2 separate regions of the Homo sapiens genome follow, and region 1 is linked to region 2. A link is a loop called in an ENCODE intact Hi-C map of the cell type or tissue named here. Cell type or tissue: A673. All regions are shown on one strand. Links, peaks and the distances in the headings refer to the core of each region. The heading gives the core; the rest is flanking DNA. Region 1 overlaps ZDHHC21 (zDHHC palmitoyltransferase 21). Region 2 overlaps FREM1 (FRAS1 related extracellular matrix 1).

Region 1 (8,343 bases), core at 233-8,232, 110 kb before region 2:
CAAATATAACCCATAATCCATTTCTCCATTTTAAAAAAAGGTGACTGTCTAATTGCCATTAATTTCTCTCCAGTTTCTACCTTTCATTTGGAGAAGAAAATTAGTTTGTAATTTCAAACGTCTTAATACTTCATTTGATTATTGGAATTTCCTTAGTTGGTCATCAATCTTCCAGTAATAAATGGTTACTGTAAAACGGTCTCTAAAATTTTCATGAAAATTAATAGGCCAAAGAAAAATTGTTTCCTCCCTCTGAGAGTTTTCACTAAAATCAAATGTAACATAAATTGAATGTCTATTATATACCAGCTAAGTTTACATATATTATTTCATTTAATCTCATTATTATTCACATTTTCAGTGGAAGAAAATTACCATTCAGAGAGGTTAAACAATGTGTCAAAACTTATGCATGTAATAAGAAAAAACAGGCTTTAATCCTAGGTATGTCTGTTTACAAAGACAAGATCTTTCCACTACCAGAGGCTGGCAAAGTTACTGTAAAAGAGCCAGACAGTTAATATTTTAGGCTTTACAGACCATACAGTCTCTGCCACAACTATTCAGTTCTGCTCTTATAAAACAAAAGCAGCCATAGACAATATATAAACAAAAGAAAGTAGCTGTTTTCCAGTAAAACTTTTTTTTAACAAAAACAGGCAGAGGGCTGAATTTAAACCAAGGCCCATAGTTTGCCAATACTGCACTATACTACAATGCATTCGTTACCTCTTAGCCTGTCTTTGTTTTTCATTAACACCACTAAACTCTACTTCTCTGTCGCTTAAAAAAATTATTACCTTAATCTTACTGAGGAATTTTATTTTAATGCTTTTCTTATTAGGCTCAATTATTTGAAACAGATTACTCCAGGGAATATGTACATTCTTTTACATGATCTAACTTTAATGCCAATTATATCAGAAATTTATCTATAAATAAGATGAAACATTTCTAAAACTATAGTCCTAGCATGCATTATATTCTCAGTGGATAACTTTTTAAAGCATCCTGCAAATTCATGATATCATTACTGATGAAAGGCAGGGAGAAAAAAAGTTCTCTTTCTCAAGAACGTAACTATTTGAGAACCTTTAAAAATTACATTCTGCATTTTTATTCCTGAAAAGAAACAAGAACATTTTGTCTTTGTTTTTCATTATTGTAGATATTTTTAAACCAAGACACACGTATTGAAAGATTCAACGTGTTGCTTTCTAAGCTCAACACTAATAAATAACCATAAATGAATTTCATTAAAAGGAAATGTCAGACTAGGGCCCACTTTCTCAATCCCAATATAGTTCAAAATTCACCAATTTGGGAGTTTGCTTTTGTTGTTTTGTTTCCAATCTTTTGTTGTTTTGTTTCCAATCTTTTGTACTTAAAGGAACCACATGTTAATAATTGTATGCTACAACTGCTCTAATGTTAGTGGATATAAACATTTCTTTTTTTTTTTTTTTTTTTTTTTTTTGAGACGGAGTCTCGCTGTCGCCCAGGTTGGAGTGCAGTGGCGCAATCTCGGCTCACTGCAGGCTCCGCCCCCTGGGGTTCACGCCATTCTCCTGCCTCAGCCTCCCGAGTAGCTGGGACTACAGGCGCCCGCCACCTCGCCCGGCTAATTTTTTGTATTTTTAGTAGAGACGGGGTTTCACCGTGTTAGCCAGGATGGTCTCGATCTCCTGACCTCGTGATCCGCCCGCCTCGGCCTCCCAATATAAACATTTCTTACCAAATTACGCTTTTTTAGTGGAAGAAAATAGTAATAGTGGCAGAAAGAAAACATCAGTGCGTAGCAAGTAAGAAGTTCAGTGTAGAAACACAACTGCAGAAAGAGCCAATGATTATCTTCACCAACACAATTGTTAATCCTAAAGAAAAAAAATGAAAAAGAAACAATATTTTAAATTTCAAGAAGTTCACCTCAGGATCAATAAGACTAAATTAAAAACAAATAATATCACATATGCTTAACTTCATGGAGATATGCTATGGCCACTTGAAGGTAAAAACAAACTATACAGAGAAAACTATAAATATACCATCTTATATTTGTAAAGCACTTCACAAAGGAAGTCCACATATGTGATCCCCCTTCAACTCATAACAACTCAGCGAGACAGGAAGAGCAGACGGTAGTCTCCTGTGTCACTGATATGGAAACAGGGAACAAAGGAGCTAAGCCTCTGGCCAGAGGATGTAGAGTTAGAAGACATAGGGGCCAAGAGAGCAAGAACCCTGCTTCCCTGTATTTTGCTCTTCCTTTAGGGCATTCTAGCTGTGAAAAGCAATCTGAATGCCCTGAAGTAAACCAGCTGAAACATACCACTCTGACATAACTGCTAAGCATTCACTTTTCATTTTAAAAATCTACCCCTGGTTGCTGAAAATAAAAATGTATTCAAAACTATTTATAAATACACACAGCTATACTTCCACCAATACAACAGTGAACCCTAACTAGGAAAGAGGATTAATGTTACAATAAAAAATTTTCAAGGCTAATTTAAGCTGAATATTTTATTGTTCCAAATTTATTGTATCCAAATTGTCAAAGTATCCTAAAATTCCAGCAAAAAACCCTAGTTCAAGACTACAAATGACTTTGCACAAATGTTTTCATTTCAAAATAGTATTATACTGTCACTGAAAAAGAAACGATGTAACAGGTTTCGGTCCTAACTTAAATCGCTCTTTTTAACTTTGTCATTAAACCATTTTTTAAAGTCAAATACAGACCTGAACTGAAAAACCTTAGAGAGGCATTTCTTAAGATTTAAGAGTGCATGTTTTGTAAACAAGAAAATCTACTGTGCTTTGTTATTTGCAAGCAGGATTATAAGAGAAGTGTGCTTATGTATTAATATACACTCAAAAGTGCTCTTCAACAGCTGCCGATTGAAAGATGACTTATCATTGTTCCATCTTTCCTGTCCCCAGGAAGTTTGAGAAACAATGTCTATGATCACAGCATTCTTCTTAACCAGAACAGCTTTAAGAAGCACTAAGGTATTCAATCTATATGAGTTCTTTTTGTAACATCTGCACTACTTAGAAAGAATGATCAGGCCAGGCGCGGTGACTCAAGCCTGTAATCCCAGAACTTTGGGAGGCCGAGGGGAGCAGATCACCTGAGGTTGGGAGTTTGAGACCAGCCTGGCCAACATGGTGACAACCCGTCTCTGCTAAAAATACAAAAATTAGCCAAGCATGGTGGCATGCACTTGTAATCCCAGCTACTCGGGAGGCTGAGGCAGGAGAATCACTTGAGGCCAGGAGGCAGAGGTTGCAGTGAGGCAGAGGTTGAGATCATGCCACTGCACTCCAGCCTGGGCAACAGAGTAAGACTCCATCTCAAAAAAAAAAAAAAAAAAAAAAGAATGATCAGAGCCACAAATACAGAAAACCTTGAGGCAACGTGAGAATTGACCTCCAAACCTAAAAATGTCTTAGGCAGTTAAGTAGTGCAATTTCTGAAAACATCAAAAATTTTCCTTGCTTCCAATTTACACTGTACATTTCCCCTGCTCTCTGAACATTTCAGCAGTGCTCTATCAGGAAATTCAATGATAAAAATTCCTGAATCTCTTTAGGTCCCTTGTCTACTCTCCTTTCTGATCCTCCAATCCTTTGTACTTCCCCCTCACTGCTACCAACTTCTGAAAAGTTGACTAAAACTATGGAAGCAAGAGGCCCAGAAAGAGAAATCACCCCAACGTTAGAATTAAGGTTAAATAGCACCTTATTTGGTCACCAATAAGTGAGTCTTTCCTAGTTCTTTCTTACTACTGCATTCGTTTGAAAAAAAAAGCATCAATATCCACTTCCATCATGAACATTTGTATTTTAGTGAATAAGAAACTCTACAATAAGAAGCGCTTAAAAACTGAGCTTTTCTGTATGATCAGCAATTATCTGAATACATGTTTCACGTAGCTTTCTAAAAATCTATTACTATTGTGAGAGCAAACAGATCACTGAGCTTAAGAAAATTACTTGGGAATTAATCTTTATTCCCAAGTAATTCCCAAATAATTATTTACGTTTAAATTCAAGGCACAGTTTTGAATATCAACTATATGTCATACACTACTCTATCTTGTTGACAGATTTAGAAATTTTTAAAATTTTTATGTAGTAACAAAATGCTTTTATCGAAAATGCTCTTACTTTTTCCTATTTCAGGAAATTATCTTCTTTTTAAACAGTCTATGCAAAAAAACAAATTTCCACCAGAAGTTTGCTGAATAACTGTGCTATCAAAATAAGTTATCAAAAATAAAGAAAACTCTAAATAGACTAACATTAGAAAAAGCTAAACTCCACTTGCATCAATTTTAAATAAAAGCAATTATAAATTAAGAGGCTCATTATGTAAATTTGCATATATGCATGTATGTGTATACAAACATAAATACTACATATATGTATACAGATACATTTGTCAAATTCTACACTATACCAGTTTAAATATTTATACAGAGAGCCAATGCTAAGAAAACAGAATTAAATACAATATCTTGTTCACAGATTTTTGTGACAGCTTTAAAATGAGATACAATACAGAATTCACGCAGCATTTGTTTTCGAAGATTATATTTCTCAACTGAACATTTTCTTTAAATATTACAAGAGAGCCCCCTATTGACCAAAACTGTTAGCAGTTCTGCAGAATCAGCTAATTATCACTCACATACTTCCAACAAGTACATAATGGTAGTAGCTATATCCAATACATAATGCTTAAAAAGCTTTAAGGGGTAAGGAAGAGGTTATCAGGGTGTCTGAAATGTTATTAATTAAACAAATGAAAAGGGGATATAAACATTCGGATGCATATGGTTTATTACAATTAGAAATAGCTACCATTTAAGTACATCCTACTTGTCAGATATTGTAGTAAATGTTTTATATACATTGCCTCATTTAATACAACCACCTTAATCCTTTTGTATATCAGGCTGCAGTTAATTCTTACTTTTTTGGCTCAAATCTCTCCCTGTTAGAAAAGATAGGATTTCTGTGGAAAAATGACTTTGGGAGTTGACAGAACCATATAATCTAAATAAAGATATCCTTATTAAGATATTGTAAAACTATATAACTTTAACATAACTGTTGTTTAAAGCTGCCAAGTTGTAAGATTTACATTTTATTACCCACCCCTCTTTTCTTTGCTAGAAGTGAATTATTCTTACCATGGACAGTGATGATCCATTCTCCTCACACAGTGGCCGCAGCGGCTACAGTGATGGGAACGCTTTGGTCTCATCAAATTACACTTGTTACATAATTCCCAGAACTCCCTTTCTAAAGAAAAGAAATTAAAATCCATTTAATGAAGGCAAGTGGGTAATGCTGAAATTTACCAACAGTTGTTTAGAAGATTTTATAGGAAGCCTTCAACATAAAACTCTAAGAGATTTTTCTTCTAAGCCTTTGGTATAAATGTGTTTGCCATAAATGCTGCTGTTCTATTCTACATATGTCTTATTTTGTGTGTTTCTAATTTAAAAGACTAAAAAAATAAGACACTATTGTTATAGTCAAAGTAAGAGACAGAAAACAATGTATTTGGATTCTGGGTATACTGTGAGAATATAAGTAAAATCCAATGACAAAACCCTAGAGCCCAACCAAATTATTATACTAAAACAATTTTATTTAAACAAATTGATTTCTAGAAATTTCATTTTCTAAAGGCTCTAAAGAAGAAATAATGCTGACCCTGGTTTCAATTGATTAGTAAACTGAAATCAACCCTATAAACTCATCCGAAAAACAGATGGCATTTCCCTCCACATACACTTTCCCTAAATCATTTAATTTTAAAAAACATCAGTAGATTCATTTAAGAGTGTGTATGGGACAGGTTAGAGAAGGATGTCATATGGGTTTGGGAGGTATCAGAATAGTTTCAGTAGTGAAAAATGTTATAAGACAACTACTATTTTTAATGAAAATAAAGGAGTTCTTCATAAAACACTGAACTACCACCAACTAGCAATTTCCTCTAATCTGGAGTGAAACAGCACACGATTAAGCTCTGTGCCAAAAACACAAAGTTTGCATAAGAGAAAAGGCTTTTGTTTTCATTAAAAACTGTCCTAATTAGGTCCGCGAAAACTATGGAAGAGTCATCTTCCTAGAAAAGACAATTGCCTTATTATACAAAAATGTATCTTTTAAATATATTGGAATGGAATTTTTCTTTTACAAAATTCTTTTAATTTTCATCATCTGTGTTTATACTATCCCATAACCTCATTAAAAGTATGGACATAGTAAGATTAGCCTAACTCCTATATTCAGATTGAATTTTAGTACATGAAGAGTAGGACCCTAGCACATACTAGGTAGTCACTAAATGCTTGCTGACATATGAAAAGTCTAAAATCAAAAAATGAAAGATTCTAAATAAAAGTGAAAGATAATAGTAGACAATATTCAATTTTCTTTTTTTTTTCAGATTACAGATTTTTTTTTTTTTTTACCAATATTGATATTTTTATTTCTTTTTTTTCTCTTTTTTTTCTTCTTTTTTAAGATTCTCTGTTTGAATTCCATTACTTTAGTTGAATGGTCAGGAGCAACATCAACATGCTGGACTTTTATATAGTAAAGCGTTGGGAAAATACTCCCACTACAGACATCTCTGAAGAAACAAAGTATGAATAAAACCTACATCAAATTAATTGTTCCAATAATATGAAAGTTGAGAAATTATCTCTTATACTTGAAATCTTATTTTAAAAGAAAATACTTTTTCATCTCTTACAGTTATTTTAATGAAAATAAATCATGCAAGAGCAACAGTACTAAAGCTTAATTTACATAGTTAAACTAGTACTATTTACCTCTAAGTGAAATAAAAACTCATTTAATCTATAGCATATTACAATGTCACAAGCATATCATATTCCACTCCCCTACTTAGCTCAATGCTCCCAAACATCCCAGTGTTAAAACTTTGAATTCGGGGGGAGGAGCCAAGATGGCCGAATAGGAACAGCTCCGGTCTACAGCTCCCAGCGTGAGCGACGCAGAAGACGGGTGATTTCTGCATTTCCATCTGAGGTACCGGGTTCATCTCACTAGGGAGTGCCAGACAGTGGGCGCAGGCCAGCGGGTGCGCGCACCGTGCGCGAGCCGAAGCAGGGCGAGGCATTGCCTCACTCGGGAAGCGCAAGGGGTCAGGGAGTTCCCTTTCCGAGTCAAAGAAAGGGGTGACGGACGCACCTGGAAAATCGGGTCACTCCCACCCTAATACTGCGCTTTTCAGACCGGCTTAAGAAACGGCGCACCACGAGACTATATCCCACACCTGGCTCGGAGGGTCCTATGCCCACGGAGTCTCGCTGATTGCTAGCACAGCAGTCTGAGATCAAACTGCAAGGCGGCAGCCAGGCTGGGGGAGGGGCGCCCGCCATTGCCCAGGCTTGCTTAGGTAGACAAAGCAGCCGGGAAGCTCGAACTGGCTGGAGCCCACCACAGCTCAAGGAGGCCTGCCTGCCTCTGTAGGCTCCACCTCTGGGGGCAGGGCACAGACAAACAAAAAGACAGCAGTAACCTCCACAGACTTAAATGTCCCTGATAGCTTTGAAGAGAGCAGTGGTTCTCCCTGCACGCAGCTGGAGATCTGAGAACTGGCAGACTGCCTCCTCAAGTGGGTCCCTGACCCCCAAGCAGCCTAACTGGGAGGCACCCCCCAGCAGGGGCACACTGACATCTCACACAGCAGGGTATTCCAACAGACCTGCAGCTGAGGGTCCTGTCTGTTAGAAGGAAAACTAACAAACAGAAAGGACATCCACACCGAAAACCCATCTGTACATCACCATCATCAAAGACCAAAAGTAGATAAAATCACAAAGATGGGGAAAAAACAGAACAGAAAAACTGGAAACTCTAAAATGCAGAGCGTCTCTCCTCCTCCAAAGGAACGCAGTTCCTCACCAGCAACAGAACAAAGCTGGATGGAGAATGACTTTGACGAGCTGAGAGAAGAAGGCTTCAGACGATCAAATTACTCTGAGCTACGGAAGGACATTCAAACCAAAGGCAAAGAAGTTGAAAACTTTGAAAAAAATTTAGAAGAATGTATAACTAGAATAACCAATACAGAGAAATGCTTAAAGGAGCTGATGGAGCTGAAAACCAAGGCTCGAGAACTACGTGAAGAATGCAGAAGCCTCAGGAGCCGATGCGATCAACTGGAAGAAAGGGTATCAGCAATGGAAGATGAAATGAATGAAATGAAGCGAGAAGGGAAGTTTAGAGAAAAAAGAATAAAAAGAAATGAGCAAAGCCTCCAAGAAATATGGGATTATGTGAAAAGAC
Region 2 (8,343 bases), core at 46-8,045:
TGTGCACCCAAAACAAGTGCTTTAGAATCAAGCACACCTTGTAACCACTGATTAGTATGTGATTTAGTGTGTGATTACGGTCAGTTACTCAGTCTCTCTGGGCCTCGGTTTTCATTATCTTAAAAATGAGGAGAATTACACTCATGTAAAATGATTAAAATTAAAATTAGTTAGTATGTATAAAGCACCTGTACACAGTGGGTGCCCAATAAATGCTATTTTCCTTCCCTTCCTCTGTGCTTTCCTAAGATCTAGTCTGAAGACAAAAACCTTAACTCCTGGCTTGCAGGTAATGTGCAGGTATTAGCTAGCCAAACACCTTCCCCTATCAGGTGTTTCATAAAAGCTGCTAAACATTGCAACGTTTGCCTGATGGAAATTCCTTTTAGTCTTCTGTCCCTTCTCTTTTAAAGCCAAAAATGGACAACAGAACAGTTAGAATGTGAGTTGCCAGAGGGAGGTGAAGAATCAGAGTGCAGAACCGGAGAAACAGTCACTGAATTATCAAAGACTTCTGCATTCAACATTGCTTTTGAAGTTCACTTTTCTCCAGTGGGCACAAGAAAGAGGTCCACGTAGAAGCTGTATTAGGAAAACAACTTTGGTCAGAAGTTGGCCACATTCTGTGGTCCACAAAAGTGCTTTTCATGAATGATGTGGGTCCTGTGTAACTTAGTTTGGGGCTTCTGCGGATCATCTTGGAGATTCAACTTGGACTAGAAAACAGGCACAAGCTTGTCAAGGGGTGCAGCCAGGGGGTGAGGCAATAAGATGCGCACTCACTTAGGTCTGGAGGTCAGGGTTCACTCTCCAGTGACTTCAGGATAATTACTTAAAAGCCTTGAGCTTTATTTCCTTATCCTCAGAGGATTGTGTTTTGCAGATAAAATTAGACAACTCATGAAAACACTTAGCACAGTGCCTGAAATGTAGGCACTTAGCTAAATCTAAATCTTTACGCAAATTTCCAAGGATATCAGCATTATAAAATAATTTCTATTTACAATAAAGTGACTCCCAGATGCATTCCATGAAAAATTGGTTCCCTGAGCTATTCTGCCTGTGTGTGGGGTGGCAGGTAGAGAGAGGTGATTCTATAGCCCAGTTGGGTTGAGGTTTGCTGCGTAGGCTTCATTTCTGAGAGATTCCCAATCCACACGCACATCTCGATGATTCCAGGATGTGATGCAGTTAAACAAGCACGCAAGCTAGCTAGCTGGCAGTAACTTGATGAATCTCACGAAACAAGCATTTCCTAATGCTTTTTAGAGTGGAGCATCTATTCATCCTTCAGGACTCCACAGGAATCCTGCAATAGCCAAAACTGACCAACAGTCAAGATTCTGAATTTTCCACTGAACATGGGTCCTTCCCGTGCTCTAAAACAGGTCCATTTCTGTTCCAGATGGCACCCCGCAGTCCCTTGAGCTTTATCACAGAGGTTTCACCCCTTCAAATATGGGGAATATGAATCTATTAATCCTGTCTAAGCCAAAGAACACCACAAAGTTCCACAGCGTTTAGCTCATTGATTAATATGCATATTGACTGTTCACTTTGTGATTCATCCCAGGATCAATTTCTAATTAGAGGCAGGCTTTCTAATCCACCAAATGTTTCCGGGATACTTCTTCAGTCAATTATTGTACCTACATGAATTAACTACAACAGTAATCACCACAAGTTGCATTTGTTAAGGAGTTTAAATACACAAGATGCTTTCATATACGTTACACATTTCTTTTGTTTTTCTAAACAAATTGTAGTATCGCTCCCATTTTACAGAAGAGATAACTAAGGCTTGAACAGTTACTAGATGAAGGGCAGAGCCAAAGCTCAAACCTTGTCCTCTAGCTCCAAGTTCGGTGGTTTATTATCTATAGTATAAATTCTAGTGTGTTAGATACGAAGTGCACACTAATATAGAGATCTATAATGTACATGTTAAAAAATCCCACTGAACTTTAAGGTCCTATATGAGTAAGTATTCCTTCTTTCTTGCTTGGGTGGCCAATGTCTGAAGAGAAAGAAGAAGACAAGTCTGGTGTTCCATTCCCTTCAGGCCAGATTAGCACAGTCCTTAAAATGGGCAAGAAGTTCTTCAGTGTGCTGAGAAAAATCATGCACTCTAAAGCTGCATTTCCACTTAGAAAAGTCACTTTCTAGCTCTGTCCTCAGTTTTCTCATCTGTAAATTTCAGATTATGATGGTACCTGACTCATAGGTGGTTCTGATGATTAAATGAATAGCAATGAAATAGAGCAAACACCAATTATATTGCAAATGGCTGTAATTTATATTGTACCTGTAACTACGTTCTGCCTGGCTGTCTTGGGAAGATGAACCACTATTCATAACCTTGCTTTTTACTGGAAAATTGTGCACCTAGTTCCAATAACATCTGCTTACAAATGGGGTTGAGGACAACTATACCGTTCAAAAATGATGATGATAAATGCTGAGTAATTTTACCCCCCCATCGCTTATAAAGAAAATAGCCTAATATATGTCAGAACCAAATAAAACTTCTCTCTATATTACCCCTTGGTAGGCATATGCCACAGCATTTTGTTCAGTCATGAACAAATGAACAAATTACGTCAAGTTGAACTGGAAACATCTCCAGCACAGACACATGAAAGTTAATAGCCAACAAAAGCAGGAGGATATTTAAATGGCCTCATTTAAGGTTATAATTAAATTAAGCAAATTTTGCTGTAATTCTCATATGAATTTGAGAGTATATTTAAAAATATAAATCATCTTCCAAAAGCAATGTCCTTGATAGTGACAAAGATTGAAAGGGGCTATGGGTGAAGCAGTATCAGCCTAGCATCATTACTGGGGGAAGAAAATCCTCTGTCAGCTACACTGCGCTCACACATGGAGGACAAGAGGTGAGCATTAGGTCAGTAGCAAGTCTGATCAACATTCCTATGTTTTCTTACTTGAATTATTTTTAAAATGTTAAAAAAAAAAAGTGAAGTCCACGTATTAACATTTTTGGAGCAGGTTTTTTTTTTTTTTTTTTACATTTTCTTGAGAATTGGAAGATATTTGTCTGACATTGCAAGTACTTGACATATTTTCCCATAAAGATTGTGATCCTGGGAATTATTTGTCTTAGGCAAAGACAGTTTAATGGGTGGAGGTCATATGTTTTACATTTTGTAATCTCGAGATTACATTTTAATATCACGGGCCAGGTCTACTTTGCTCTAACCTATTCCCCAGCTCCTAGTACTGTGCACCTGGCATATAGTAGCCACTCGATAAAAGTCTGTGGAGTTAATAAATCTGGGCCAGGCTCTGCATTTTATCGAGGCAACGGAGTGGGACGCTGGGAATGTGTTTTGCTAAGAAAAGGAGGCTAGCTTTTTTCTGACAATGACTACTGTGACCTCTGCTGGTCAGATTTTAGAACTACAATTCAGGATCCAAAAGAAAATGCAAGAATTCTGAAGACTGCAGAGGAGTTTCTCAGCTTTCTTTTCTTAATCTATACTCCATCATAAAAGGAGTATAACAGAGCACAGAGCTGTATCACTTATGATGCTTAGTATGACTAGGATATGGTGACTACTAAAACAAGGATAAGTGAACAACTTTTCTTTGGGGTTTCTGGGAGGGTATCAAAAACAAACAAACAAAATGAACAAACAAACAAACAAAAAACAGCACAGTACCAGAATAACTGGACTCTGACCGACCTTTCTATGACTATCTGTTAGCTGGTAAGATATTCAAGGTCTACATTCAAGAAAAGTCTAGAGTAGGGACCCAGTCAGTGAAATTGCTGTGGTCTGTTAATCTCGTTAATTTTGAAGATTTGTTACTCTTGCTATTTTGAGGGTCATACCCTTTATATACCTTCCAAAGTCTAGTTTCCTCTTTACATTATATTTGTCTTACATGGGATAAGTTTATCACCTTATAAACATACTGTCAAGTAATTGTAATTTTCTTCATAAGAGAAAGAGAAGATGTTTGGCTAACTCTTCTTGACTACCTCATTTCCCCGACTGCAGATATTTTAGAAGGCTATAGTTGCTAACACGGTCCTAGAGTGACCTCTTGCTGCACAATTGCTACATGAACCTGCAAACTCAGTGTTGGATGCTAGTGAATTGGTAAGACAGAACCCTCCCTGTGTATAAAAGTGTGTACCTTGACATGCATAATATGAACGTCAACTTAGCTTTTTAATGTTTCTGTACTCTGTAAAGCTACTGGCTTTCCTATTTTCAAGCAGTAATAAAAAGAAAATTCATTCTCCAAAATAAATTCCATGAGCTTGTGAAATGGTCTATTAATTTATCTTCTTGGGTTCTGTTTTAAAAAGAACATTTCACTTTCCTAATATTCAGATACATTATGGATGTAACATATAGGACTACTGAATAAGCAAGAGAATTTACATTTGAGGAGTGGCCGAGTTCCCTGTGGGGTCCATGATTTGAAATTCCACGGTATCTGAATTTACTTCCAAAGATGGGTTTATGATGTAAAGAATAGTCTTACTGTTTAAGTCCTTTTGGCTAAATTTCTCATGGATAAATTCACCTAAAAAAAGAAATAAATGAATATCATGGGTAATCAAACAAAACATTAAATAAAAGCTAATAAAATTGTATGGCTATTTTATTTTAAACACAGCTTTAAAAAACAGCTAAAGTACATTTTAAAACAAGAAATTAACATTACTGTAACTATCTTAAAACTCAAATGCAGCGAGCTTAAATTAGGCATTAAGTTGACTGCTTCAGAAATATTTGCCTTAAAAAAATGAAAATAAAGAGAAGGAGAGTAGAAAGATACAGTAATAAAAATCTGTAACTTGGTGCCATCCTGTTTAATGATGTATTATGATCATTGTGCTCATAAAGTAGAAATAATATACAATCCAGAGAATCCATTAGGAAAAAAACCAAGAACTTTTAAAAAAAGATCTGACATCATTTAGAGTCATTTAGAATTCATGACAGAATAAAAAATTAGTCACAAATAGGAAATTTGGTCCTGATATTATGTTCCTTTGAATATATTATAATCAGCTGTTGAGAAAAAAAATATAAATAAACAGTTGTATATCAGTATTTGGTTCTTCCAGTCAGGATAAATTTAGGAAGGCTCAGCTTCAAACCCTCTTTAGGAGCAATATTGATTTATAAACTGCATCTATCAGTAAGCCCTGGGGAGTGTTTACCAAATGGGCCTGCACTTAATTAAATTACTCTCTAGCCCTGCCAGCCACTGGGTATTTTAAAATGGCAATTGTAAGGATTAAGGAGGCCAGTACCTGTTGTTGTGTTCTCCAGATGTCCATGTTTTGGGCCTTGTAGAATTTTAAAGATGATCTGATCGTCCTCAGTGTCAGGGTCTGATGCCTTCAACACGCGGGAAGTGATGTAAATCCCGTAGCAGCCATTTTTCAGGAGCCCCACTTGAGAAGGGGAATGCAAGAGTGTGATACGAGGAGCTGTTTTGTCCAATTGGTCTACCTGGATCATCAACAATGACATAAAATGTTGTCCAAAGGCCCCTCACCCCCATGCAACGTTGGGCTTTATTGGTTCAACAATGACACACTGTCCCACGTTTTGGATTCCTTATACTCCTCACTAGTGGATTCCTGCTAAAGACAGTCCTGTTCACAACAGCCTCAGCAAATATCACAGTGCTTGGAACAGAGGCCAATTTTCCACTGTAAACCTTGACTCCACTTTATCAATTTGTCTATTGCTTGACTGCCACTTAGGATACAAGTTCCGAGAGGGCAGGCGTCAGGTCTTTCACCGCCATGGATTCCCTGCACTTGGCACAGTGCCTGAACCATAATAGAAGCCCAGGGAATGTCTATTAAATGAATACACTAAAATTGACCCAAGAATTCTAGAGCAGACTTCATGTTAACTCCACAGAAGAACTTCTCCTATTTTCCTGGTATTTAGTGATTTACAGACACAAAATTGTGAGGGTTTACAAATATATAGAAATTTTTTTGGCATGTCTTTTTTCAACTGGCAAAAATGTTGAATAAAAATAGAGATACCTCAGTAAGGAAAAAGTGAAAGGTGATTATTTCTAGACATTTGCATATTTCTTTCATTGAAGATGAGAGCCAGGTAGCTGAACAGGTGGACCAGATTTGTGAAGATGGTGGATGACATCTTCACAACCTACACTGTAGGTTCAAACACAACAAAGGACCTCGTTCAGTCTGTACGGAGCTCAGTGCATCTTGCATTTGCAAGATGACTGTTGTAGGTTATGGATGGAGCAGGTTTGGATGGATTAGAACAGATCCACCACTGATACTAGAAAACATGTACAAGAATCTTCATTCCCCTCACTCCTAATCTCTCGGTTCTTAATTTCATTTACACCAACCTGATACTACTGTAAATCTTAGTTTGCCCTAGCAAAGTAAAGAATTCTTGTCAATGATAAGACCATGTATATTTTTGTGTATTATGATACAATGAACTACTCTGTAGCTATTCAAAAGAATAAGGGAGAAAATGAATTGATGATGAAAAATTTCCACAATTTTGTGTTAACTGAAAAACCCTAGCAAGTTGCAGAATAGAATTCGAATATAATTATAATACTATTTTTGTTAAAAATATATATTTATCTATACATAATGTTTGTATAGACATAGGCAAAAATCTGGGAGCATTTGCACAAATGTGTTCATTTCTTTTGGGGTGGGGAAAGATTACAACTCCTCCTCTGTTTATTTCATGAGAAATTTTGTCACAACCAACCATTTTTTCCTCTCAAATTGGCAAGATTCTTAAAAAAAAACAGAAATAATTATAACTCATGATGATAAATATGTGAAGAAACAGATATTTTTATATTTTGCTGGTAGGGGTGCAAAACAGTGAAAATTTTTCTGTATCTTGCAGAAACAGATATGTATGCAAAAATGATTAGATATATATTCACCAAAATACTATTTATAATAGCAATTTACAAAAGGAATGAAAAGTCCACCAGGGGATTTATAAACCATCTCGACCTGAGACTGAGTTCCATGCAGCCTTTAAAAATCATGTTATCAGGAATATGATTAGTTATCAAGAACTATCAGGAATAGTTAATGACATAAGGAAATGTTCATAACACATGAAGATGGAAACAGGCAATATGCATAAAAAATAGTATATATAATATCATCCCATTTCTAATTGAACAAAATAAAAGAAAGCCACCAACAATAGGTTTTTGAGTGGTATGGTTGTCAAGAATTTTTTTTCTTGTAGTTTATGAATTATTTACAATACATAGTTATTTTATAAACTGAAAAAGCAACTGACATTTTCAAAAGTCACAGTCATTCTTCTCCTCTCCTGAAGAGTATGGGTGGCAACTTTCAAAGCAATGAGATTGGGTATTAAATTGTCATTGTGGCCCGTGAGGGAAGAAGCTCCCACAACCAAGTGGCCAGTAAGAGAGATGGTTAGTGGAAGAAGAGGAAAATTAAAGTACTTCTAAGCCATATAAGAAATACCCAGAGTTGATACTAAATGAATAGTTGAATGTAGATGGTTGTTTTATTTTGGTTTTGGATGTTATAATTCCTTAAAAATGAAAGTGTTACAAAAGTAATAAATGCCTGTCGTGATCATGTGTTTTTAAAAGGACATCTAAACTCTAGCAACACGGTCCCGTCATGTCTCTGGTCACATTAAAATATATCCTAGATCTTATTCAACTTCTAGCTTTGTCAAAAGTAGATCTTCTGGCTTAGTATCCCAGAAGCATTTTTAAATATTGGGTTGCAAGATTTTTTTTTAAAGAAAGCTCTGTCCCCTGATAACTTGTGTTGTATTTACAGAAAATGCACAGAAAGCAATGGCATCACATTTTTCTCGCTCACCTGACCCCTTTAAAGGAGAAGTACAGGTTGCATCAGTTGCAATAATCTTGGTCAGACAGAAAAGATTTCCTACCAAATGAATGTCAGGTTGTGCCTGCTGGTATCAGTCAAATACACCTGTGTGTTGCAGCAGTTTTGCCCTCAATTACTCAGGTACCACCAGAAGAATAGTTTACCCATAGTTGGGAGACTTATTTGGGACAGTTTATCACTCAACGGTGATCAACATCCATATTGTCTTGGCAGAAAAAGCTCTTGAAGGCAAGACACTGAGTGTCATCTCTCCTACACTGCTGGTGGGGTCAGTCACTTTCTAAAGCCTCTTGACTTCTCTGCTCAAAGAGACTGAGGGTTCTGGGGAATTATGGGAGGAATTTTGAAGCTTACCTTGTGGGGTTTTTACACGTAATGATTTTTTTTTTTTTTTGCAAGGAAAGCCTTATACTTTTGACAAA

The links. Peaks named below come from ENCODE experiments on the same cell type or tissue, not always from the same donor. Only the 100,000 strongest peaks of a DNase experiment are listed, where the experiment ranks them.
Region 1: it touches region 2 in a loop (5-fold over the local background); 4 of 110 quality-filtered maps call a loop at or near these places.

The regions. Positions count from the first base shown.
Region 1 is chr9:14,657,014-14,665,356 of GRCh38, forward strand. ZDHHC21 (zDHHC palmitoyltransferase 21) reads right to left here. Exons shown (of 10, transcript NM_178566.6): 6 at 5,202-5,313; 7 at 1,736-1,874. Among named protein-coding and RNA genes, the nearest start is that of ZDHHC21, 32 kb to the right of the region's middle. In A673, for the core only: CTCF peaks have their summits at 4,640 (motif pointing left) and 4,840; a DNase peak (open chromatin) is centred at 4,648; H3K27ac peaks cover 2,310 bases.
Region 2 is chr9:14,765,306-14,773,648 of GRCh38, forward strand. FREM1 (FRAS1 related extracellular matrix 1) reads right to left here. Exons shown (of 37, transcript NM_001379081.2): 26 at 5,300-5,501; 27 at 4,419-4,563. Among named protein-coding and RNA genes, the nearest start is that of CER1, 47 kb to the left of the region's middle. In A673, for the core only: CTCF peaks have their summits at 3,390 (motif pointing left) and 4,108; DNase peaks (open chromatin) are centred at 3,366 and 4,056.